Linked DNA regions of Mus musculus: all the other regions are linked to region 1. A link is a loop called in an ENCODE intact Hi-C map of the cell type or tissue named here. Cell type or tissue: heart. All regions are shown on one strand.

Region 1 (5,000 bases):
AAGGAGTTCATCTCTGTGTGGGTGGAAACGGGCTTCTCATGAATCTGAGATGCTTATCTGAAGGAACTGACAAACACAATAAACTGAGCCCCACCGAACCACTTATCCAAGTATTTCTCAAAAAAAAAAAAAAAAAGAAAGAAAGAAAGAAAAGAAAAGAAAAAGCAAAACAAAACAAAAATCCAACCCACCAACACCAAAAACAACAATAAAAATCACTCCAAGCCTTCTATGACCAGGTCTCAAAGCTAATATAAATGAAGTCTCTAAAATCCTACTTTAATTTTTTTTCTCTCACCTAGGCATGATAATAACTGACTCATTTTAGGAGTCTCCCCCTCCTCCTCCCTCTCTGCTCCAAGCACAAGGGCAGAAGCAACAGGCCCCCTCTGGAGCTGGCCAGGTAGGGGTGAGGGGCCGAAGTCCCCTTCCACCCCTTAACCCAGCCAGTACAAATCATTTATTTTCCACACGTCACCACACGGCTTTCGAGTGCAGATCAACTTTAAGGCAGTTTAATAAGGGCCGATTCTGAGCAGCATCTGTATTAGCTGCCTTTCCCAGCCTCTCAGGTCTTGCTAGATTGTTTACATTAACATACATCTTCAAATATTATTGACACTCACCTTGTTTTATTAGTTTGCATTTACCTCATTCACCATTTTATTATTCAAGATTTCCGTTGTTGCCAAGTATTAATCAATGTCTGATGCTGTGCAGTTGGGCAAGCTGCACGCAGCCGAGCGCCCCTAGGGTTACCACAGCCAAGAAGGAGAAAAGTGTTTTAGACATGTACACAACATGTGGTTTACAGTTATCATTAAATGAGGTGAACTGGGACCCTATACATATGGATTCTGAATTGCATAAATTTTGATTGATATCATTTGAAGACCGAGGCTCTGAAAGGCAAGATTTTGTGAAAGACGATACACAGACCAGCTATTACCACATCCACTCATACCAGGAGAAGTCTCTGAAATGAACGAGGCAGCTGGCTTTTAAATAGCTAAAACATAACATCAGTACTTATTTTGAATAATGAAAAAAGAGGTAAAACATGTTGACCCTTGCCTGACAGAAACATGCCCAAGAGTGAGACTGGCCCCTGGAGGCAGGCTCTCCTATCCAGTAGCTGCCAAGCCTTGCTCTCTCGCTCTCTCCCCTGCCTCCTTCTCACCACCCCCTTCCTCTCTCCCTCCTCTTTATCTCAAAACTAAAAGAAAAAAGTAAATATTTTTTTGAGCATTAAGCCACAATGGACAAGCAGCCAGAGAAAGAATTTTCAAAAATTCAGGAAACACTTGAGAGGTAAAGCCAACATCCTGAGACAGAAGACAGGCCAGTTTTTGACACCAGGTCGGACCTAAGAGAGGCCTAAAACCCCCCAGCCAGGAAGTGCATGCCCGGGGTCAGGGCCCCTGAGACAGGAGAGCTCACCAGTATCCACGCACCACCGAAACCAACAGGCCTTGTCATGGGAAATTGGTTGAAAATGTGCTGACCCGCATAAAACTTTTATTAGAATCCGACAGCAGAAGGAGGACCTTCCAAGGATTCACAGGTTGGGAGAGCTGAGGAGAAAGTGTGTAGCCAGACTCAGAACCCTGGATTTCCTTTTGGTGGCCCTGCTGTCCCTTTGGGACTGGGTGCATCTGGGGTCTAAGAGCCTCTCAGAGCTCCTGGAGGCTTTCAAGCCATAGTCCTTACAGTCTCCACACTGTGCCATCGAGGCCAGGATTGGGACATTATGTCCTGCACCCCAACATCACTGGAATGGAGGGTGGAAGTGCAACACCCCCATACCCCCGACTCCTGCTGAGCTCCTGGGCAGGCAGACTTTCTAAAAAGGGAAAAGGGACATAAATCAGGAAATTAAAAAAAAAAAGTTTCTGCACATTTTCAAAACCCACGTTGCGTTCTCTGAGGTCCTTTTCATTTTAACCAAATCAGGGGGAACTTGTCCTCACAGCGGCAAGGCAGATGGAACGATAAATCACAGGCGCTGTTGACTGCCTGCAGTGCACTCTCCGCAGCTGTCACTTTTTGTCTCTTTGGTTTTAGCTGACATGGTTTGAGGTCCACTGTGAACCGATCTGGACTTTTTTTTTTTAATATTTTTTTTTTTTTTACAGTCATATCCATCAAAACGACCAGTGGCCACCAGCCCTTTACGGCTATTGATCGAGTGGCCCTTGCCCCCTCCAACCCAGTGCCATCCTGCTCTTAGGTGAATCTGGGTGGGGGGTGCGCCTCGTTCTCGTGGATTTTCTTCTTTCTTTTCTTTTTTTATTTTCTTTTTTTTTCTTTCTTTTTTTTCTTTTTTCTTTTTCTTTTTCTTTCTTTTTTTTTTTTTTTTTTTTTTGGCCTCCAGCTACAGCTGTGATTTTCTGAGCAGTCTTGGCTCCTGTTATTAAAGTTGCATCGGGCTAGAAGCGAGCAAAGCAGATAACAGCCGCTGTACAGCCGAGCTGGGAAGCCCGGCAGCCTGGTTCGTGTTGTTGTGTTTTTAAGTGCGTGGACGCGCGGGCAGAGGCTCGGAGTTTCCAACTCGTTGCTTATTTTGCAGAGTAAACAAGCAAATGTTATGTGCATAACCTTAGCTGTCTCGCTAAAGGTCAGAGCGCCCCGGCTCATTTCCCCGGCTGCCTTTTGGGGGCACTCTGATGCCAGGGATTTCTTTGGGTGTCGGAGAAACAACATGAGCTCGGCTAACAAAGACTCATTTTACAAAGCTGCAAAACAAAAACATTGATTACATTTGAACCCGAGTGCGCTAGTTTGCTTCCCTGTGCGAAACGCACACCCACCCACGCAGGAGCGCAAAACGGCCAGTGGCTGGAGCCCAAGGGCCTGGAGGCCAAGGGGCAGCTTGAAGACCACTTGGAGAAGATTCCCTGGGGCCGGCCTCTAAGACAGAGGCCCTGGACAGATCTGGGTTCTCTGGCCATGGAGTTGCCTTTCAGAAGCCGGTTTCAAGTTTCCCTTAGCATTGTGTTTTCTACCAAGGCTCCACTTCACTTCAAAGTCCCTGTGAGTGCTCTCATTTAAGCCTTGGTAATTTCACAATTGTACACTGGCAATACCAAACAACAAAAAACAAAACAAAACAAAACAAACAAAATACAATCAGTAGGTGGGCATAGGGACCTTAGCTCAAAGATACACAATTAACAACAACCAGAATAAGAAAAAAAAAAAAAAAAAAGACTGCTTTTAAAAAAAATCCCCAGTTAGGTCAGGTTAAATTTATTATATTCTTTTATAGCTGAACTCTATAGTTTTGACGTGAGGCGACAGCTGAAATGTACCAGAGACCTTTGGAATTTCAGTACTATATATTATAAAGAGGAAGGAAATACGGTTGTGCAATCAGAAGCTAGGTGCTTGTCTTAATATGTTCAAGGAAAAATAATTTTAATTTTTGGAATTATTATTATACCTTTTTTTTCTCTTTTTAAATTATGGAGTGAAGTACGAGAAAAGCAGGGCCTGTAACATAGTGACTAGACAAAAACATTGGCTCTGTCAGAAAATTTCAGATTGCTACAGTAAGATGACTGGAAGATGAGGCTCCTGCTTTTACATGAACCACTAAGTTGGGCTAGCGTGCTACTCTGGATGTCTAAAGACTGCTTTTGTTTGGGTGATTTTTCGGCTGAGTGTGTCTGGGCTTGGGGTTCGAACCTGAAATTTATGCAAAGGGGTCAAGGGCCATCTCTCTGCTCAAAGTTCAATTCCAAGTGGGGAGAATTATTTTCCAGTAAAATTATTCCACATTGAGAAGAGTGGGTCTGTCTTTTAGGTTCTCCTATTTAGCTTAGCCATTGGAAAACAAATAGATTGAATATAGAATCTATGCAGGAAACTGTGTCCAGCTCCAAGAGCCTTGTGCTGGGTCAGGTGTCTACAGAGAATTTTGTAAGTCTCTAACTCCTGAACCATCAGAATAAAGAGTGTGTGTCCCTAAAGTCCTGCTCAGACCCTTTGCAGATGCCTCTGCCCGGGATCATGCCCGGAGCTCAGAAGCTCAGCATCGCTTTCTGCTGTCTTGTCACTATTGTTCTGACACAGAAACAAACTATCAGGCTGCTGTTGCCCCTCAGAAGGGCTAGGGTACCACTCTCTGTAACATTGTGGGCGTGCTGCCTTCCAAAGATTCACCTAGCTTCTAGGTAAACAAGCTGTATGACTTCAGGAGACAGAAGTTGTGTTCAGACACAGGTGGAGAAAAGACAACATAAACTGAAGAAAAAAAAAAAAAAGCCAAAAAACCCGAAAGCACAACACAAAGAAGTCAGACAAGAAAAGATGAAACAAACCTTTATAGAGAAAGACTGCATTTCTTTGTGCTTGCTAGTTTGGAATGAGTGGGAATCTGCCAGAAGTGGCTAGTTATCAAAATACAGAGGCGGACTCTTCAAAGACAAGTGTCTGGAGCCCCAGAATGTTTGTATATGACTACAAGAAATTAATTCCCTATTCCTGGGGAAAGGCAAAACATATCTCCTCCTTCTCCTCCCCTCGTGTGTGTGTGTGTGTGTGTGTGTGTGTGTGTTTGTGTGTGTGTGTGTGTGTGTGTGTGTGTTTGTGTGTGTGTGATTAATGTTTTTCTCTCAGAGTAGAGTATTATTTGGCACAAAGAGTTGATGAAAACGAGAGCAGGTCTCAAATTCTGCCCTGACCGTGGAGCCACTGAACCTTCCATCTGCGTCCCCAGCAGACCCTTCGTACTCAGTGGCAATTAAGGAGTCTGCACTTTGGTTTGCATGACATATTTTTCAAATCATGCAAACTGCTAAGAGAGAAACCAAATACCTTTGTAAGCCAGTGTTCCTTGTGCCTCCACCCCCCCACATCTGCATCCTAGGAGGGAAAAGGCTGGTGTCAGGCAGGGACGACCTGAGCAGAGTCCTGGATAACACCATTGAGGAGTCAGTCTACTCTTGATTCCCACTGTAGGGCTGACTCTATCTCCTCCTCTAATAGTCCTTATGCAG
Region 2 (5,000 bases), 250 kb after region 1:
TTTATTCAAGATCCTTTACAGCCAGGACAGATTCTACATGAAATCATTAGAGTTAAAAAAAAATCAGGATTCTGTCTAGTGTATTCAACTTATCATTCATTGCCTCTTCGCCCTTCACTTCCCAGGTTCATCAATCATGTGTGACACTCGTCGGAAGACATGATTTACTTTGAAAACCACTAGAGCAGGCACTGTGCATGGGACTTGGGATCTGCCAGGCTGAGCCTCCTTTTAAGAACCTAGAGTGGGTGTACTTCAGACTTCTCATTCCAGAGCTGTCATTGGGGCCAAATATGGGGACATTTAGGTCATCAGTGATCCTGGTTGGGTCTCTTTCTACAACCTCTCCTATCCCCTGATTCCTCAGGCACAGGCCAAGGAAGCTGAAGAGTGAAGCATCTTGGGAAACTGAAGTTTTCTAAGTGTGTGTTCATGGCTGAATGAACTACACTGAATTGTGTAGTTTATTGCCTGATGCACGGGCATGCTCTGAGTGGGAAGACAAGGAGAAGAGCTGGATGACAGGCTACAGCTCTGGAGGACCAGTGTGGAGTCTAACAAGAAATGTATGTGGCTATTAATTATGTTCCAACAACCTAGGCTTAAGATGACTTGAACTGTGGTATGTGGAAATGGTCCATGAGAATTGACAGCATCTAACACAGCCAGGTCCAGAGACCAGAGCATATTCGGGTTCTATAAAACCTTCGCTACAATGTCACTCTTCTGGTCAATAGGATGGCAAGTGAAAGTAAGCCAGCAATGTGTGTCAAAATTGAATGATGTCATATGAGAAAAAATAGAAACTATGGCTGGGCTTATAATATTATCATTAATACAAATTATGTTTAATTAAGAATTTTTATTAGACTTCATCAACTCAAGTAATGAGGGTCTTTATTAAGACAAAATGCCAAGCAAAAATGATCTACTTTCAATACCTAAAAGCTTGAGGCCAAGCTGTCCATTCAGGGCTGGAGAGGGGTCCTGGCCCAGGAGGAGTCCTTTCCTAACACCTCACTTCCTAGTGTCTGATCTGAGCACTGAGCTGGGACCTGAGGTGCATCCAAGAGCCTGGCTTCTGGGGAAGGCTTAGACCGCACTCCTTTGCATGCACTGGGTCTGGACTCAGAAATGCAGATCAGTCACAGGAACATTCATATGCCTGTGTGCTGCCGCCACAAAGCCCCCACGCCACGCTGAATTCTGCCCCCCGCCCCCTCCCAGGATCAACATCCCTGCTAACGGGGTTTATTTGCTATGGAGGCCCTGCTAAGCAACAGGAAACTCACCTTAATTAATGTCAATATATTTCTTTACACCCACAGCCTCTTGGAGGAGCTAAAGCAAAACAAACCAAAGGGGGGAAGAATCTCAATTGATTAGGGGATTTTAAAAGAATTCTTTAATATTAGATTAAGCCCATTTTGATTGTAAATCTATTTTCAGCTCAACATTACCAAAGAATATTACAAGAAAACTCTGTTTTATGAAGTTATTATGATTTAAACCATTCTCTCTCTGCTATCCTCCCTGACTTCCCCTCACACACATTCGCTCTCCAGAGGATCTAAAAATAAGCCTCCAGCTATACATGTCAGTGCTCCAGGTTTATCCCACAGACTAAGGAATTTTCCACAAAATACTTTTATTATTTTCCAGGGTTCCACTATAGTATTTGGAAACAAAGGTGGCTTTAGGGCTGAACCATGAGGGAAATGAAATGGCCTAATGGGCAGAATCACCCTGTCGCCATAGTCCTGCTCACAGGGACCAGAGCTGGGTTTTCCAAAACCCCATAGTCCACTGGGTGAACTGGATTTAACAGCCATTTTGTGTCACAAGATATCTCTTCTGCATGCGGGTTTCAGCCATATTCTGAGTTGTGAGAGGAAGGTAAAATAACTCCCAAGGTGGCTTTTCAGGAAAGCCTAGGCTGTACCCTAGTGGCACAGTTCAGGGTCGCAGGCATTTTACAAAAGCAGTGTGCTATGGCTCTGGATATGTTGTGCAAACTCCCTTTTCTGCCCAGGACAGCGTGGAAGATTTGGGATCTGTTGATTTGATTCCAGAGACAAGAAGCAGGGAGAACAGGAAGTCATTTGGCAGCTGTCACACATTCCAAGGCCCATCTTCAGCATCTGCTGAGAGCCAGAAGAGAAAGTAGAAGATGGGTGGAGGAAGACATGTTTGTATGATGGTCTGGTCCCAAGATATCAACCACAGGGGCTGGAGAGATGGCTCAGTGGTTAAGAGCACTGACCGCTCTTCCAGAGGTCCTGAGTTCAATTCCCAGCAACCACATGGTGGCTCACAATCATCTGTAATGTAATCTGATGGCCTCCTTTGATGTACTGAAGACAGCTACAGTATAGTCATAAATAAAGTAAATAAATCTTTAAAAAAAGGTATTAACCACATATCCCCTCTTACTTAAACCAATAGATAGGAGTCCCCAGAGCTAATGGTTACATGCTACTTGTCCTTGTGTAGCACACCTTGGAACCTGGTTCAGCTAAACAGAAGCAAAGGATTTGAGCAGTTATCTTAAGTTGTGCTCCTAAGCCAGCTCAGTATAGAGAATCAATATAGGCATGCAGACAATTTTATGTTTTACTCTTTCCTTTGAATGCTTAACTTTCCCCCTTTGTACACAAAGGGTATCACTCAGGTATTCCATAGCTGAATGGCTCAGGGTGGAGATACTAAGAGCAATGTCTCAGCTGCTGGTGCGGCTGTCAATCTTATACAGTCACTAATTGTTTTGAGTGACACTGCCCACAGCTATCAATCAGTCACAGAGACCTTTTATGTGCCAATATCCATGTAGACTCCTGTTCCATGACTAAGGTAGCTCACATTTTTCTGTCTCTGTCTCTGAATATCTCTCTCTCTCTCTCTCTCTCTCTCTCTCTCTCTCTCTCTCTCTCTCTCTCCCTCTCTCTCTCTCTCCTTCTCTCCTCCCTCTTCCTTCTCCTTTCCCTCTTCCTCTCCCTCTTCTATCCCCCATATTTTTTCCCTTTCACTTTTTTGAGGCTGAGTCTCATGTAACCCAGTATAGCTGAAGATGACCTCGAACTCTATTCCTACATGCCCACACTTCTCAAGTGCTAGGATTACAGGTGTTCTCATGCACAGCTCCCTCTATCTCTTTATCATCTTCCCACATTTAAGAATTTTTAAAATAATTGCTTTAACCGCTGCAGAAGAGAGGTGCTATAGTTCTATGGTCCCTGGTCATAGGTGAAGCTAAGCACTGCGCAGAACGGGTTTCCTGATAAGCTGTGTGGTGGGAGTTGAGCCAGGTTCTCTCTGGAACAGCAGCTTGAAGATTTCTCATTTGAAGATGGCCAAGGATAGCTGAGAGAACTCCTGTGCTGCGAACATTCCACGGCTAAAGGAAGGCTGGATTTGTTGGGGCGTAGGTCTAGACCCTCCCTGAGAGTTGACACAGTAAGAAGCTTGCTGCTTTGTGTGTACCTGACATGAGAATACAGCTGTGAGCAAGCCATGACTTATGGCTACCATTGGGGGTGAAGGCTCTGTTCTAGTAGGAAGCATAGATAGAGTTTCCCAGGATGACTTCCCTTATCTGTGCCTACAATTCTCCATCTTCAGTTTTTTCCTCCTGCCAGTGTCTTCACGACAATAGAAATGTTGTGGATAAACTTAACACATGATACCCTGCTGAGGTTTTCATGTTCTGCACAGTAAGGTGGTGTCCAAAGACAATTGTCTGCTGCCTCTGCAGCAGCAATGGGCATGTTCCTGTTAGTGGCATTGCGTGTTCTCTTGGAAATGTCATCTCATTCTTCTTCATAGATGAACAAAGTCCTGCTGTGTGTACATTTACTCCACCCTTCATGGTTTGATAGTGGTCCCTCCGTTTCCTGGCTATTGTGAAAAACACATCAGTGAACATGGCCATGCAAGTATCTCAGTGGTACAGTAAATCCTTTGGGTCTATACATGAGAAGGGTATCGCTGGGTCAAATGGTGATTCTAGCTTTACGAGCTGAGAACCCTCTGTACAGTATGTGCATTGCTTTACTTCCCACCAGCAGCAGATCACAGCTCCACTCTCTCACATCCTCACCACCACTTCTTATCAGTTGTTTTCCGGGTGACGATCATTTTGACTTGTATGAGAGTCTAGAATTGTTTTGACTTTGTATTTCTCTAGTGGCTAAGACTGTTGAACAACTTTTTGACATTGACCATGAGAGAGGAAAAAGAGATCCTAAGAAGGGGACGAAAAATTCAAAGAGTGAAGGATTACACTGGACACGAAGACAGATTGACCTATCCTGACTGCGGGTGGCACCATGTGGGCATTGGTCTTGGGGAGCAAGGACTATGCAATAATGCATGATGGATAAGGACAGAAAACAGGGACAAAGAGGAATGGAGAACAACATGAGAACAATAAAACTGCCATAGTGAAATCAATGATCTCATGTCATATGCTAACTTAAAAAGTGTATAAAGTCAGTTGCATTGAGTATCTGAACATGACAAACAGAACAGGAAGTATACCAAATGAAACAGGAAGTATACCAAATGAAACAGGAAGTATACCAAATGAAACAGGAAGTATATCAAGTGTTCTGTGGCAGGCTTTAAAAGTTACTCCATCAGTGTTAATTTGTGATCATATGAATACTCACAGGTCATTGGAACTCTGGGTCACAGCTTATATGAACCATTTATGGAAACAAGGCTTCCTCCAATGCCTAAGCTCTGCTCTCACAGAATACATTTCAAGACAGTTTTGCTAAATGGTAATTTTTCAGGAATCAGAAGTGCTACACTTTGTCCTGTGAACTCAGGCTTGGTTACACAGAGCTCTCGGGGATCATAACACCCATAGAGGTCACTCTTCACATCCTGCACTTCTTGGTGCCATAAGATCCCTGTAATCATTGATTGATAATTCTCTTGATTATTAATGTAATGAGGTTTAGAGTTACCATGGACACAGAATTCTGATGTGTGGTCAT
Region 3 (5,000 bases), 92 kb after region 1:
ATCACTAGGTCCTTGGCTCTCTAAGCTTGTTTTCCATGCCTTTCTGGCTGGTGAGCAGGAGTGTAGCACTTAATATACCTGGCTTGGCTGGCATGGCCCTTGCTGCTCTACAAGGCTCCTCTCTGATACAATAGCTGATGCTACCCCTTCTCCACATGATGCTATCAGCCTCTGAGGTCTGCTCTGCAGGAATGGTCCTGACCCACTGTGCTGAGAAGCAGCCAGGGTACTTGTTTCAGCTTGTTTGACCTCACCTTGCACATTGACCTGGGCTAGGGAGAGACTTCGAGTGATGCTTCCTAGATTCTGGTGAATCCTGAAGTTAATTACAAAGCTCTTGTGTTGAGAGCCTAGGAAATATCTGTATAAACATAAGAACTTTGAGTTCCAGCTCAGAGTCCATGTAAAACCTGGATGGTGGTACGTGCCTCCAGTCTCTCATCCTAGCATTGGAGAAGCACAGACACGCGAACCTCTGGGGCTCACTCTCTGGTCAGACGGCCTAGCCTACGTGGTAAACTCTTCATCCCAGAGAGTTACTCTGTCTCAAAAAGCAAGTAGAGGACTCCTGAGGAATGACATCCAAAGTTGACTCCAAAAGCAGGCATACCTGCATACACATGTATGTGCACACACACACACACACACACACACACACACACACACACACACCTCACACGTGCACCCACAGTAAAAGTATTGACTCCTAGTGTTAAGCAACCTACATGTCAGTACCCTTTGGGAACACTGCCTCTGACTTAGTAATGCTGGGTCTGGAGATGAAGATGTCCAAGGGGCTAAATGGACAAAACCGAAATATGCCCCATGCCTTATGTCCACACAAGAACTCTGAGGCCTCAGGTGTTATTGTCCAAATGGGCTGTCACAGGCAGAGATCACCTATGTAAAGACAACTCAATGAGCCCCTGGGCACTGGTCTAAGGGCCTTGTTAACTGAAAACCTCAAGCTTTGACTCCCAGTACTTTCCAAGGATCAGGCATGCTCCCTAAGACCTGAATGTGCTGAGAGATTCTGGAGTGACAGCCTGGTAGCCCCAGGCCAGTGGTCTCTGTCATGATTAGTGTGTGGCCCTGGCTTGTGTCGAACTAAGCCTACACAGGACTCCACATGTAGCAGTGAGTTACATGGAAACTATCCTTCACCCTGGCTCATCCGGAGAGGAATGCAACCCTAATTTCTTAAGCTGAGTAGCCCATGTGTTTATGTATTTAACACCTCAAAACAGCAGGGAATAATTAGTGGTTTGAAAACACGTTAACAAAACTAAGAGCTTTTTCAACCTTCAGACTCATAATATATGTAACTGCACAGCAAGAAACCTGAAGAGGGAACAATGCCCTTTTGTGAGAGAGTTCCCCCTTCCCCCACCTTCTTACCCCTGGGATGACCATAGCTTAGTGGCCTGTCTCACTCATGCCTCCTGGGCAGGCTGATATTTAGACCTACGTGTGTTCAGGAGGATCAGAGGAGAGATGCTGGTTTTGACTAATTGCAACTGGGCTGGGTCCCCAAAATACATGATTTTACTGAATTTCGTGTGATACCCTGGCAAACCTATCTTCTTATTTGGAACCAAATATTTAAACAAATATTGCTATAGGCATTAAAATAGGCAGAAGCAAGATCAGGGGCATCTTTGGGGTATGTGTGGTGGGAGATACAAGTAAGATGTTGAATTCTGGATCCCAGCCAGGCAGTTCATCTCTTTTACACATTTATTGATCTCGAGTTTTTCCTCGAAGGTCAGCCAGGGCTTGGTGACAACTGATTTTCACACATTTCATGTGCTTTCCCACCCCGTGTCTTTGAGTCAGGAGGAATTAACTATTACCCTATTGAAACATGTTCTTTTGCTGGTGGATTTATGGAAGTAGGAATAAAAACCTCTGAATAATCTTCAGCTCTCTGCAAAAAATAAAAATATAAAAAAGGAAAGAAAGAAAAAGGCCGGGGGAGCTCTTTTAGCAAGGCTGTGGAAGCATTGTGGCCTGAGGGACTGGGGGAGGGAGGGAGGTCCTGTCTGCATTATTCATCTCCCTTGGGGAGAAAGGGTGCTGGATGCCAGGAGGAAACTGGTCTGTTTTTAAAGAAGTCAAAGGAAACATTGGATGGGCTTGATGAATCAGCAGAGTTCCTCTGTTTACTTTGCAGTAACCACGAAACGCCTGTAGGGGGAGTTTTCTTATTGCTGTTTCCAGAAACAGGCTACAGAAAACTCTTTGTGGATTTCTCCCCTTTCCTAACCGTTTGATTCAGTTCTTACTATGGTATTGAGGTGAGATAGATTTGCACCAAAGCACTTTTCTTACCTCCCGCTGCTTCTCAAGGCTGGCTGTGGCACAGAGAAGGTAGATAAGAGAGACACTAGTGGGTAGCAAGCTTTGCGGAGCGGAGGGGGAAGCTTGTGGAAGAACGGGGAATACTTTTTTTTTTAAATAGAAACTTCTTTTTATTTATTTATTTATTTATTTATTTATTTATTTATTATATGGAAGTACACTGTAGCTGTCTTCAGACACTCCAGAAGAGGGAGTCAGATCTCGTTTACGGATGGTTGTGAGCCACCATGTGGTTGCTGGGATTTGAACTCTGGACCTTCAGAAGAGCAGTCGGGTGCTCTTACCCACTGAGCCATCTCACCAGCCCCCGGGGAATACTTTTTAAAAACGTCTTGCATACCAGCAAGGCCTGGACTGGAGTGATGGGGCAAGGCTGAGGATGCGGATGAAGATGCAGATTCAAGATGGTTGTGAGAGCAAAACTGCTTAAAACCTTAGGGGCAGTCCCGCCCTACCCCCACGGATGCCTCTGTAAGTCCAGCTGCAAGAACCAAGAAAGACAGAGGGCAAGAAACTTGGCAAAGTCCTTGTGTGTGTGTGTGTGTGTGTGTGTGTGTGTGTGTGTGTGTGTGTGTGTGTGTGTTGAGGCTCTAGTCCCTTACTGAGAATGACCAGAAAGTAGAAGAGGGATGGAGAGAAGGGGTGGGTCCAGACTCTTGAGCTAGACACCTGTTCTTATTAATGAATCATACCCTGTGGTCTCATGGGCATCTGGGCTACCAGAGCTAGGGAACCCTTTCTACAGTACAGTACCGAGGAACAGAGAAGATGGCCCCACGAGTGAGCTCAAGTAGGAAGAACAAAGAGGAAAGGATGCGTGATGTTTGGTAAGTGGCTAAGAGGAAGTGGGAGAGGCCTAGGGTCTCAGATCTCCACTTGCATGGGATTACCAGGGACCACTGCCTGAGAGCAGCAGGAGAGTCCCTGGTCCTCCCAGGAGGTCTGTACAGCTGGTTCAACAGCCTGACCAAAGGCATGCTTGTCCTACTGGAAGCCTGGGACTACTTGCAGCCTGTCCCAGTGTGCTGAGTTCCAAGTAGACAACTTTAGTCCCTCCCTCTTGGTTGTGACTTAAGTCTTAGTTGCAATCCTAGAATCTGGGCAGGGCAGGTAACTTGGCATGTCAGAAGTGGCAAGTATGCATGCAGACCAGGAGAGGGGTGTTGAACACCCCCAGGGTAGGAGCCTAACAGAAAAGATGGCTTGGGGGAATATTTAATGACACCTGTCAATATTTTTAAAATGTGATATTTATTCCAAAGAACTTATTTTTATGGAGCTCTTTAGCAAAGGAAATTTAAAACAATGTTCACTATTGGAAAGGGTTGTTAGGAAGAGACAAATTAAAACACAAAAGCTAAAAGATTGATAGGGGACTGTTTAAAATAAAATATACCATACACATAAAACAGAACACGAGCAGCCTTTAGGGAAAGAGTGAGACCAGCCTCCCCAGGACAATCTGGGATGATCCCATAGGCTTTTATTAAGGGAAATCAAGCTGAAAGGAACATGTTTAATTTTATTTGTGGAAAAGTAAAGGATTTGCTTGTAGCTATAAAAATCGTCTGCAGATCATGGTGGCTTCTGGGAAATAAAACAAGGTAGGGAGTGGGAACAGGTCATGTTTGTTCACTGTGGTTTGGGGTCTTCATAATTTTTTTTTAAAAAAACCAACTGCCTATATTGACTTTGTAACTAAAAATGAGTTCCGTGATATTGTGGGGTTTGTCCTCAAGCCTAAGATTTCTTGGAATGCAGGCATTTCTCTTTCAGAAATCCATATCCCCCTAAGTTCACCCATGCGGCATGAAAGGGAAGCCTGGGGTAACGGGCTAGCCTGGAGCCAGCCCCAAGTTCTCCATCAGACACCTCACCTCCTTCATTGTCAATCAGCAGGCACAGCATCGCCTCTCTGTTTTTGAAGCTGAGAAAACACAGGAGCAAGCAAACCTGGGCAGACAGACGCAGGCAAGCACTGGCAGGCACTGGCAAGCATGGGCAAGCAGGTCGTCAGATGCTGTCCTCCAAGTGCTTGCCCCTGCCTCACCTTGGCTGTCCTTTCTCGATCTTTTCAGCAGCTGCCCATTGGGTTTTCCAGGAAGCCACCCACAGATTTTTTCCTCATAGCTGTTCTTCCTCAGCCTCTTCTGTCTCTTTTTCCTTCTGCACGGGGCTTTGGACTTGTTACTAGACTGCCCCTCCCCACCACACACACCCTTTCCTCTTCCTGTCCTTACCTGGCCAAGTGGCTTTGAGCATCAATTATAAGTAGTATCCCTCCCTTTTCCCCTTTCTTCTTTTCCTCCTCTCCCCTTTTACTTCCTTCTCCTTCTCTTCCTATTCCTCTACTCCTATCTTTCCTCTTTCCCTTTCTGTAGCTCTCTCCTTTCTCTTCTCTTCATCTCCACTCTCAGTCTGCCCATTAGATCAGCTTTTTTCATTTTTCCCCATTCCGATGACTCCTGAAACTTCACATTGAGGCAGAGCTAAAGAGCAGTGTAGAATGGCATCTGCCACCAACCCTGATGATACAGAGAAAGCAAGCCTGACTCAGTGAATGTCACACAAATAATGGGTCAACAGGGTAACTTACCAGAAAGAAAATGAATGCTGTAGAATGATCACCAGGGCAATTT
Region 4 (5,000 bases), 72 kb after region 1:
TGATACTGAGAATAAACCCCGGAACGGAACCTGTTACTTTACGAAAGGCTTAGTGAACAGGGCCATTTGGGAGGAGGGTGACTTTAGGATTTGACTGACCTCAAGCGTGGGAACCGCTGTTGGCTCCTGTGCTGCGGGGCATGCATTTAAAGCCTTGCAAGTCTGGCTTCTGACTTGAGTTTCACAGCGAATGCAAATGGGTTTCTGATGAAGAATCTGATATTTCCTCCCCTGGCCTGGCTGGAGGCATTTCAAAGGCAGGCTTCCAGGCCTGGCAAGCTGCTGGCATTCTCAGATTTAAAGACAGACTTTACCAGTGACTGGGGCCAGCCAGAACAGGAAGACATGGGCAGGCCTTGGGGGAGAGGGGGCAGAGAAGTGCTGAGGTGTGTGGAAAGCAAGCAGGGCTCTGGTTTCACTGAGAATTTATTATTATTATTATTATTATTATTATTATTATTATTATTATTATTATTTGTAGATGCTCAAGCACACGGTGATGGTGATGGCGTTTCAGGAGCTGGGTGGGAAACTGAGGCAGCTTACCCTTCCCAGGACAGCTCCAGCTTTGCAGAGGACTGGGGAGATGTCCTCGCTCCTCTGACAGAGGTGCTTCAGTCTCCTCTAGCTGACCGGCTTGCCTTGGTTAGGGCTTTGACGATTGGATTGCTTAGCTTCTGAGGAACTCAGGACTGAGGGTCCAGGCTCCCTGTCTGCAGTTATTGCCACATCAGAAACTTTATGCCTCCATATTCAATTGGAACTCAATAATTCTTCATCATTTTGTTGCCTGGTATATGGCTGAACGCAGTATAATGAGGTTGTCTTAGACAATTTTAATCGTTATTAGTAAAATATTAATGCATCCGTTTATTCAGAAACTCAATCAATGACACCTTTCATCTTAGATGCATTGCTTAATGAGTCCAGCGAGGAACCTCTGGGGAGCAGCAAGTGACTGGTGGAAAGTTCCAGAAGATGTAAGCTAATTCTATCAGTGCGGCTTCTCTCTGTACATGCTTTAGTCATGGAACAGGCACCCCAGGGAGCTGTCTTCTGACCTTTGGAGTCATCTTTACTTCTGGTTTCCATGGCTTCCCTAGAACCTTGCCTGCTTGTTCAGAGAGTCTGCAGTTCCTCCCCCCCCTCCTCCCCCTCCCCCTCGAGCTCCCTGCCCAGCTCTCACCTCCTGGAGAGTTTTAATTCGGGGAATTTAGAAGGCTTAGCCTGGAGCGTTTTTGTTCATCCAGTTCTGCCTCTCTTTCTTTAAAATTCTTTATTTCCCTAACCCGAGCTACATACAACTCGGGCTGTTGGCCACAAATCCGTGTTGCGGATTCTGTGTGCTCTCTGAAGCGGGATTTGTTAGTATTCCACTGTGGGACCAAGCCAAGTCCCTAATAAAGTCTCTCTGGGGCTCTGCAATGAAGGTCACGGCCAACCTCAGCTCTTTATGTCTCAGTGGCTTCTTTAACCTGTCTTAAAATTGGATGAAGTAAAAACCAAAGATGATAAATGCACCATAAGTTTGATGAGCTTGATCGAAGTGTGAAAAAGGAAACCAATGTCCCACTGAGTCTCCTTGCCTGTTGTCAGAGGGAACCCCAGGTCTGCTCCTGCCAGCTCTGATACACATCTGGGCTAGAAGGACCAAATTACAGAAAGCATTCAACTAACCCTTAAAGAAACTCACAGGTAAGCCTGAAAATATTTGTTTAGAATTCTAGAAGTGTTTCATTAGTCTTTATTAAGTACAACTAGGAATCGATCTTACTATGACAATGGCATGCATGATTGTGATGTATTTTGATAGAACTGACTTCCCCATCATCCTCTCTTGTCCCTTGAACACTCCAACTGACCCCCTCCTCTTCCCACTTAGTCCTCCTTCTACTTTGATCTTGTTTGGTGGGGGCAGGAAGACTCAATGACTTTCGTTAGGGTTGTCTAGTAGCAGAATAGGTGATCGTTGTTGACAAGCAGTGACAACTTACTAGTGGTTACACATTTTCAGAAAACATCTTTCTTCCAAGTAACCATTACTACCTTTATCATTTTTAAAGTTATTTGAAAGGAGTTGACTAATTTGTGTACATGTTTGTGTGAGTGTGCATATGTGTGCATACTGGTTGGAGAACCTGGGTGAGGGCCAGAGGAAGGTGTCAAGCGTCCTATTTTACTGCTGATTATGTATTCCTTTGAGGCAGGGTCTCTCTCTGAACTGATAGCCCCGACTGGAAGTCCCAGCAATCACCTTGCCTCCACCACCCATCAAATCCAGGGTTGCAGGCATTTGTGGGGAAGCCTGGTTTTCACATGGGTCCTGAACTCTGAACTCATGTGTGTGGCCCAAATGGGCCTATCTGTTGAGCCATCGTCTCTGCAGTCCTGGAAGGTTTTTAAATGCAAGGTTGTGTGACTCATGGCCTTGAGAACATTTTCCGGTGATCAGAAACGATGTATTTTCAAATATTATTGTAAGTGTCTCTCAGAGTGTGTCTCAGTTGTCCTGCTCATGGCTGTGATAGGAAGTGTGCCCCAGAAGAGTCATGTGTAGATAGTGTAACTCCCAGTTGGTACTATTGGGAAGCTATTGGGTCCTGAAGGTGGCACTTCATGCATGGCCTAATCCGTATGCAGAATCTCACTATGATGGCGTTAGCAGCAGGTGGAGAAAGCGGAAAGGTAGGGTCTGACTGGAGAAGGTTGGGTCATTGGCAGTGTATCTCTGGACGAAATACCTTGGTTTTGGTCCCCCTTCCTCTGCTTGCTGACCTCTGGGAGGTGAGAGCCTTTCTTTTCTTTTGGGCCGTGGGATTTCTTCCTTTGTGCTAGGCCCAAGGCAATGGAGCCAGGCATCCTAGCTTGAGCTCCCTGAAACCTTGAGCCCAAACCTTTCCTTTTTTAATTCAACCGCCTCTGGTGTTTTGTCACAGTGTGGAACAGACTCACATACCAAGTCACAAAAGATGGTGGTCTTCTGTGTTGCTGACTTAGCTAACATTCTTCCCAGTTTATAGCCAAAGAGAGTTGAAGGAAACTCCAAACCATAGCAGACACAGAGACCATGGACCCAGAAGATGTCAGCACAGCTAAACAAATCTTCATGGTGACTCCAGAGGCTCCCATTTTCTAATTCCTCACGAAGTAGCATCCGGGCAGCCTATCTGCTCCATTTTCCTGCTGGGTATCTCAGCCAATCTGGTCTTTATCCAGTCTCAGTTCACTCACCCTTAACATGGAGGGAGTTACATCAGCCTTTGATGTCAGCCACAAGATTAAAATGGTCTAACATGAAAACTGTGTGGCACACAGCATGTTCAAACTTTGATATGCCCTTCTGTTTGTCAACTAACAGTTGTGACCTGACATTGTTTCATTGCTGCTAAAATCCAGAACAAAAGGCTCAGCTTGGATCTGACCTTTGAGCTCTGGCTGCCCTGGCCTTTTCCTTCCTGTCGTTCCTGATGCCAGCACAGTCAGGTGGCAGGGTGACTGACATACCCAAAGATGGGCTCTCTGTTGGAACTGCTCTCCTATTTTGGACGCTAATAATGAAACTTTCCCAGTGATCTGGGATGTTTGGTATAATCATTTCTCATGATGGTGTAACAAGTCACTGAAATCTTAGTCACTTAAGAAAGATTTGTAATGTCCATGCTCAGAAATCTAAAGTCAAAGTATTCGTTCACAAGGTAGGTTCTTCCTGGAGGCGGCGAGAGAATGTTAGTTTGCTCTATGCTGTACCCCTTGCTTCTGGCAATCCATGTGTTCCTGGGCTCATAGCCAACAAACCCAAGTCCATATTTCCATCACCTCCATCTCGGAACTTCCCTTCTGGGTGTCCTCAATGCTGTCTGCCTCCACTACTCATGCAAACATGTCTGCTGGGATACCACACCAAGTTGGCTGCCCCGTCCCTGGTTGGTAGCTGCCACACACCCTTGCTGAAGTGCTTTATCAACGTAGATCTTTCAGGATAAAATTCTCCTAAAATCCCATGGGCAGAGGGCCTCTCCATTTTTGCAGCAAGCAGAAATGACCCTTTCTAGGAAGGTGACCTCTCCCTCATCTTGATTTTGTAATCATTGCTGAAAAGTCACATCAATTTGTCTTCATAAAATACATGAATGCTACCGTTTTCAATCTAGCTAAGATAGAAGACTTCCTAGAATATTTCTGAAGCAACCCACAATGTTACATGGATATTCAACCAACACTATATTGTAGACTCCAGTCTCCTTTACCTCACATATCCCTTATAATTTGAAAATTGCCTCATCAGGCCTTTCATATTATTATGTGGAGCTTTATCTTATTCTTACCTGTGGGGTTTATTTACTTAATTTATTTATTTGTTTCCTTTTGAGTCTAAGTAGCCCAGGCTGGCCTTGAACTCATCGTCTTCCTGACTCAGCTTCCCCAGTGCTAGTACCACATATGGCATCAGGGACTATAGACTATGACATTGTCTTGTTCTTATATTGCAGGCATGACATTACCACTTGAATGTCTCCATGATGGAAGACACATTCTAGGGATCCAAGGCTCAGTTTCCTCTTCAAGTTTTCCACTGGCTTGGTAGATTTGAAACTGCATTTTCAGCTTTCAGAGCAGCCTGGCATTTGTAGCTGATCCTTGATGGGCAGTTCTTTAAAGCTCTTTGCACCTGTTCACTGTGCTGCAAAGAGACTTCTCTTTCTAGTAACCCCCTGCCTCAGAAATGAGATTGAACTTGGGTTCTAGTCTTTGGGAGTCCCCAGCAGGCCCTCAACAATGAAGAACTAGGGGGGCCTTGTCAGAGAGTTGGTCACAGTACAATTTCAGCCAAAAGATAAGGCGGAGTTAGTAGTGATTCTTCCCAAGGGAAAAATTTAAGAGCACTGTTTATTTAGATAACTATCTAAATAATAACTTAAAAGGGGAGACAGTTTTCTCCTCCACCAACTAATTAATAAATAAACACAGGCAAGAAGCTGAGGTAGTGCTTGTCCCCAAGA
Region 5 (5,000 bases), 230 kb after region 1:
TTATGTAGGTGCTGGGGATTGAAGTGTGTTGTTCACGCTTGTGCAGTAAGGACAGCCCCACCCCTCCATTCTTCTTGTCTGTAAATCTAACAGGTTGCTAGATTCTTTTCTCTGCAGCTTTTTCCAAGTTTAAAAACCGAAGCTTTGGTAGAAAAACACTTGGCAAGTGCCCACACACCTGCACTCTGGCTTATGTCTGGATCACAGGAGCTATATACATGAGTCAGAAAATTACAAGAAGATGAGAAAAGTCTCATCTTCAGGGAAATAAATCCCCTCATCACTTATCCCCAATGAAATCTAATTATTTTGACTTTCCTGTAATCGTTTCTACTCAAGAAGTAAAAAATAGGAAAATAATTTAATTTTATTGGCAAAATTTACTAGATTAATACAACTAAGAATGTCACATAAAATGTTAGCATTAAATATTAAAATATATTAATAAAATGCTAGATTACTAAAGCCTAATATTTAATATAATGCATTAATTGGAAGAACTATGTCAGTTTAAATATTAAACATAAAATGGAAGTTGCCAGTGGGCTGTGCAGAGCGGGATAACAGCAATCGTCAGCTTGTGGCTCTGCTCAGTAAAGTCATGGAGGGGCCTTTCCAGCTGGTCCTACAGACACCGGTGGTATAGGCAAAAGCTTGAATCAAAAGTCTGTTTTCTAAGAAATGGAAAGAACTGAAGCCAGAAAGTCACAGAGAGGCCAGGCAGTGGGAAGCAGTGTTCACCTCTTTCTGTCTGCCACAGGGAGGAAGAGTTATAGAGCCCAAACAATGGAGTTTTGGGTCACAGAGAAAGACTTTAGAGAATTTGTAGTTCATCCACTACCTCACAAAAAGGGCAACGGAAAATCTACTACCCCTTGTTCTCTGCACCCTTTCAGCGCTCAGGCTAGACCCTCCCTTTACCACACCTTGGAGGGAATCCAAGGGCAAGGGAGAGCAAGGCAGAAGCCAAGAATTGCAACTCCAAGGTCAGAGAGCCTTTGCTGGAGAACTGCATGTGAGACCTAGCTAGAAAAGGCCCCATCCCCACCCCTGCACACAATCCCTGCCCCTCCGAGGTCCAGAGTGCTGGCCCTCACTACTTATGAATACCAAGAGGGCTGCACATGCTTATACCAACCCTGGGGCCAGTTGCTATTCTTGCAGGAGAGCAGTGTATGAAAGCAGCCTGTAGAGGAAAGAGTCCTGGGGAAACAGATGAGTCTCCTTAGGCTGCTGAGTCATGGAGCCGGTGGCTCCTCTAACTATCGTAGTCCTGTTAGAAGCTGTTTGGCACAGAACCAGCTTCTGTGTACCCTGCCCTTTCTTTGGTGCTGGCCCTGTCCTGGTGCCCAGTGGTGAAGGGACAGGCCTTTCCTGCTCGTTCTGAAATCCCAGCTGGAAAAATGTGGGTCTCAACTGGTTGCATAGACCACTTTGCTCTGCGCTTTTTTCCTGTTACCCGTGGGTGTATAGGCGATATTGTGTCTTTGTGGAAAATACACACATACTCTATACTTATGCACACAGGTGGACACAAACAAATACGCCGCACATATATGCACAAATACACATGAATACACACATACACGCACAAGCACAGACAGGCCTATGTATACCACGTATACACACCTACACATAAACACACACTTACAAACATATATACACACCATACATATATGCAGGTACACACATAAACACACACACTCAAACATTCACACATACCAGCAGACACACACACATTACACATGAATATACATGCACACATATACACATACATACAAATGTGCATTCATGCATATACATGCACATACACACACACTAGAGATGCACACATAAACACACATTCAGACAGGCCGAGCATATGGTCAATACAGATGCAGAGTAGCTGTTCTCCACCTCCACCCTAGGTGGCGCTGGATGGTATTCAGCGATGTTTGGTCTGCTCAGACTGGATTTGTACTGGCACCCAGTGGGTGGAGGCCAGAAATGGCCTCAAGCATCTAATAAGGCACAAGACAGCTCTGCACAAACATTCTTCAGCCCCTACCCCAACGGCAAAAACCTCCAGGGCTAAGAATCTTGGTTTCTATGTGTAAACACTTTTAAAAAATATTTTTAAAACACTCATTTTGAATCCTCAAAGCTGGTAAGATGTGAATGTGAAATAGAATTGCCCAGGCTTGCTTACAATGTAGCCCAGGTTGGCCTCCAAGTCATGAACTTCCTGCCTCAGCCTTCTATGTGCTGGAATTATATGTGTGATCTACCATGCTAAGCAGGATGACTGAATTTTAATATAAAAAATTAGGACTCTAGCATTGGTCTACTAGAGCTTCTGTCTCCTAGAAGTCTTACGATCATTTATTTTCTCAATTTCTAGAGGCTGCAAGACTACAATCAAAAGTATATTATCTGTACTTCCCCTCCTCCCGTGTACAGATGATGTATCCTTACTCTTTCCTGTGTCTTAACAAGGGCTTTGTGGTGTGTGTGTGCATGAGCATACATGTATATTAGCATTTGACGACTACAATGTTCTGTAATAGTAAATCCTACTGGTGATTGGATTAGAACTACTTTAATGGCTTCATTTTTCTTTATTTACTTCTCTAAAAACCTTCTCTTCAAACATAGTCACACTCAGGGGTACTGAAAGCAAGGACTTCACATCATGGATTGTGGAAGAACAGCACATTGTCCATAATAGTAAGTGACATTAGGAGAATAAATAATAGAAGGGAAAACTCAGATTAGGAGGCTTGGCTATAGTGGCTACTCAATGATGAGCAAAGGTGATGGGTAGGTGGGAGAAGGGATATGGATATGGAGAATAATGGGCAAATACAGAGAAGGATGGGAAGTGGAGGGAGAAATGAATACAGGGACAGAGGAATAAGGGTGCATAGAGAAAAGGAGGGATGAGCAGAGGAGGGGAGTGGGAGACAAGGAAATGATTGGAGGGAGGGATTGGTGAAGGGAAGAATGGATAGAGAGATAGTGAGAAAGATAAACATGGAGGGATGAAAGAAGCAGATAAAGGGAGGAGTGGGTAACAAGAGGGAGAGAAAGTCAGACAGGAAATGATGCAAAGAGGAACTGAGGAGAGGATTGTGGAGAGAGGTGAAGGGATGTATGTATGTATTGATGGATGGATAGATGGAAGATGGATGGATGATGCATGGATGGATAGATGGATAGATGTATGTATGGGTGGGTGGATGGATGGATGGATGGATGGATGGATGGATGGATGAATGAATGAACGAATGGGTAGATGTATGGATGGGTAGATGGATGGAAGGATGGATGGGTGGATGAATGGATGGATGGATGGATGGATGGATGGATGGAGGAAGGTATAGAACATTTGCTGTGGGGATAAGAAATGTAAGGCAAAGGGATGTTACAACCAGTAAAGTGCTGTGCAAAGATCCTCAAGACACTGGTCCACGAAGAAGTGATAGACTAGGATATCTTTATCACTTAGACATGATGAGGCCAAGACTACCTCTGTGTACTTTTTCCTGTGTGTACATGTGTATGTACAATCTTTCAAAGGAGATGCCATGCAAAGCACAAGTGCGTCAAACATTTTCCGAAGGTCACTGCTCTACAAATGATGCACCAACAACAACCCTCAATCCTCAAATACACTGGAACCATTTCCCTGAGGAAAACACCAATATGGTGAAGCAGAATTCAGGTCGGCTGGCAGCTCTCCTGGGAGCTGGCACGCTTGGCTTGTATTCAGCTCACCTTGTCCTCCCTAGTGCAGGCTGTGACTGAGTTCTGAAGCGGGAAGGCAAGGAGCACTCCATGGCAACTGATCTAAGTGACTGAGCTCCCAAGCGACCACAGGAGAGACCTGAAAAGTGAAGAACACCAATAGGCCTTAGAACTCAAAATAGATTAATAGAAAAACTTGCCCTGAGTTTTTCAAAGGTATATTTTTTAAAGATGAATTTTAAGAAGATTTATTTTTAAGAAGCATATTGACATGTCAGTGACTGAACAAACACTTCAGGTGACAGGCTCAGTACGCTTACAGCTTGAATAAAATAAACTAAAGGGGATCACACACCTTGAAGATTCCCTCACCTACAGGCATTGCTATGCAGGGCAACTGTCACAGTTTGTTCTTCACACGGTTGTCCTTGGTGTACAAGGCCAATAATGTGAGCTTTAATGCTGCCAGCCCAACATTTACGACAGATGTGAAAAATTGTATTTAAATTAGAAATGCTAAAATTAATATTTATTGACTCCATGTTTCATTATCATTAGAAATTAGTTTGTTCTTGGTAAACAGTTTATAGCATGATATAAATACATTCCATTGACCTATTAACTGGCCTAATATATTATGGAATTATTGACAGTGGCAGTAAAATTTACTAACAGCCATTAAACCTTTTAACATACTTGATATGCCTGTCTCTATAATACCCACGAATTAGGTGTGGGTGTGTTTTTTAAGATAATCTGCTGCTGATATTAAATTCTTCCAAGATTTTAATATATTGTCTTAGTTTATGGATCATAAAATAAGCCTGGAGCTTACAAAAATTTACATGACAATTTTTTTTTTAGAAAAGCGCATGTAAATTTTAGTACAGTGTGAATGATATAAAGTACTCAAACACATAAAAAAAAGTTTCACAAACTGCACTAAAAGGGTAGTTAAGGTCTAATTTTAACAAAATCCATAGTCTGGCCAGGTAGGCAAGACTGAATGAAAGACTTATGTAGTTCCTGTGACCACTGCAAAATCAGCAAAGCAAAGGAGGAACATAGCTGGTGTCCAGTCCAGCTCCACACCAGAGCCAACCCTGGGTCACCAAACACATTTCTGGAGACTCAAAGCTGGAGCTAGGACTTCCACAGCACAAACATTATACAGATCACTCTCTTTCCAACAGAAGTCATGCCAAAGGGTTTTTTGTTTGAATCATGTAGAGTCATGTAGAGAAAGATGTGAAGAACCGTAAATAATGTAAATA

Evidence for each region. A loop is a pair of places that touch in the nucleus more often than their neighbours do. Peaks named below come from ENCODE experiments on the same cell type or tissue, not always from the same donor. Only the 100,000 strongest peaks of a DNase experiment are listed, where the experiment ranks them.
Region 2: it touches region 1 in a loop (2.0-fold over the local background); 3 of 42 quality-filtered maps call a loop at or near these places.
Region 3: it touches region 1 in a loop (4-fold over the local background); 4 of 42 quality-filtered maps call a loop at or near these places.
Region 4: it touches region 1 in a loop (2.3-fold over the local background); 4 of 42 quality-filtered maps call a loop at or near these places.
Region 5: a loop joins it to region 1, with 2.5 times the contacts of the local background. A loop is called at or near these places in 3 of 42 quality-filtered maps.

What each region holds. Positions count from the first base shown.
Region 1 is chr7:136,058,087-136,063,086 of GRCm38, forward strand. All of the region lies in intron 1 of Gm51502 (predicted gene, 51502), which reads left to right. Among named protein-coding and RNA genes, the nearest start is that of Gm51502, 13 kb to the left of the region's middle. In heart, a CTCF peak has its summit at 2,648; no DNase peak of the experiment used is centred here; H3K4me3 peaks cover 765 bases; H3K27ac peaks cover 1,545 bases.
Region 2 is chr7:136,304,394-136,309,393 of GRCm38, forward strand. All of the region lies in intron 3 of C030029H02Rik (RIKEN cDNA C030029H02 gene), which reads left to right. Among named protein-coding and RNA genes, the nearest start is that of C030029H02Rik, 39 kb to the left of the region's middle. In heart, a CTCF peak has its summit at 1,947; no DNase peak of the experiment used is centred here.
Region 3 is chr7:136,150,512-136,155,511 of GRCm38, forward strand. Gm36675 (a long non-coding RNA gene) reads left to right here and starts at 2,647. Exons shown (of 3, transcript XR_378573.2): 1 at 2,647-2,832; 2 at 3,085-3,188. In heart, CTCF peaks have their summits at 2,190 and 2,389; a DNase peak (open chromatin) is centred at 2,080.
Region 4 is chr7:136,129,727-136,134,726 of GRCm38, forward strand. No RefSeq gene overlaps it. Among named protein-coding and RNA genes, the nearest start is that of Gm36675, 21 kb to the right of the region's middle. In heart, no CTCF peak of the experiment used is centred here; no DNase peak of the experiment used is centred here; H3K27ac peaks cover 403 bases.
Region 5 is chr7:136,292,733-136,297,732 of GRCm38, forward strand. All of the region lies in intron 3 of C030029H02Rik (RIKEN cDNA C030029H02 gene), which reads left to right. Among named protein-coding and RNA genes, the nearest start is that of C030029H02Rik, 27 kb to the left of the region's middle. In heart, a CTCF peak has its summit at 1,910; no DNase peak of the experiment used is centred here.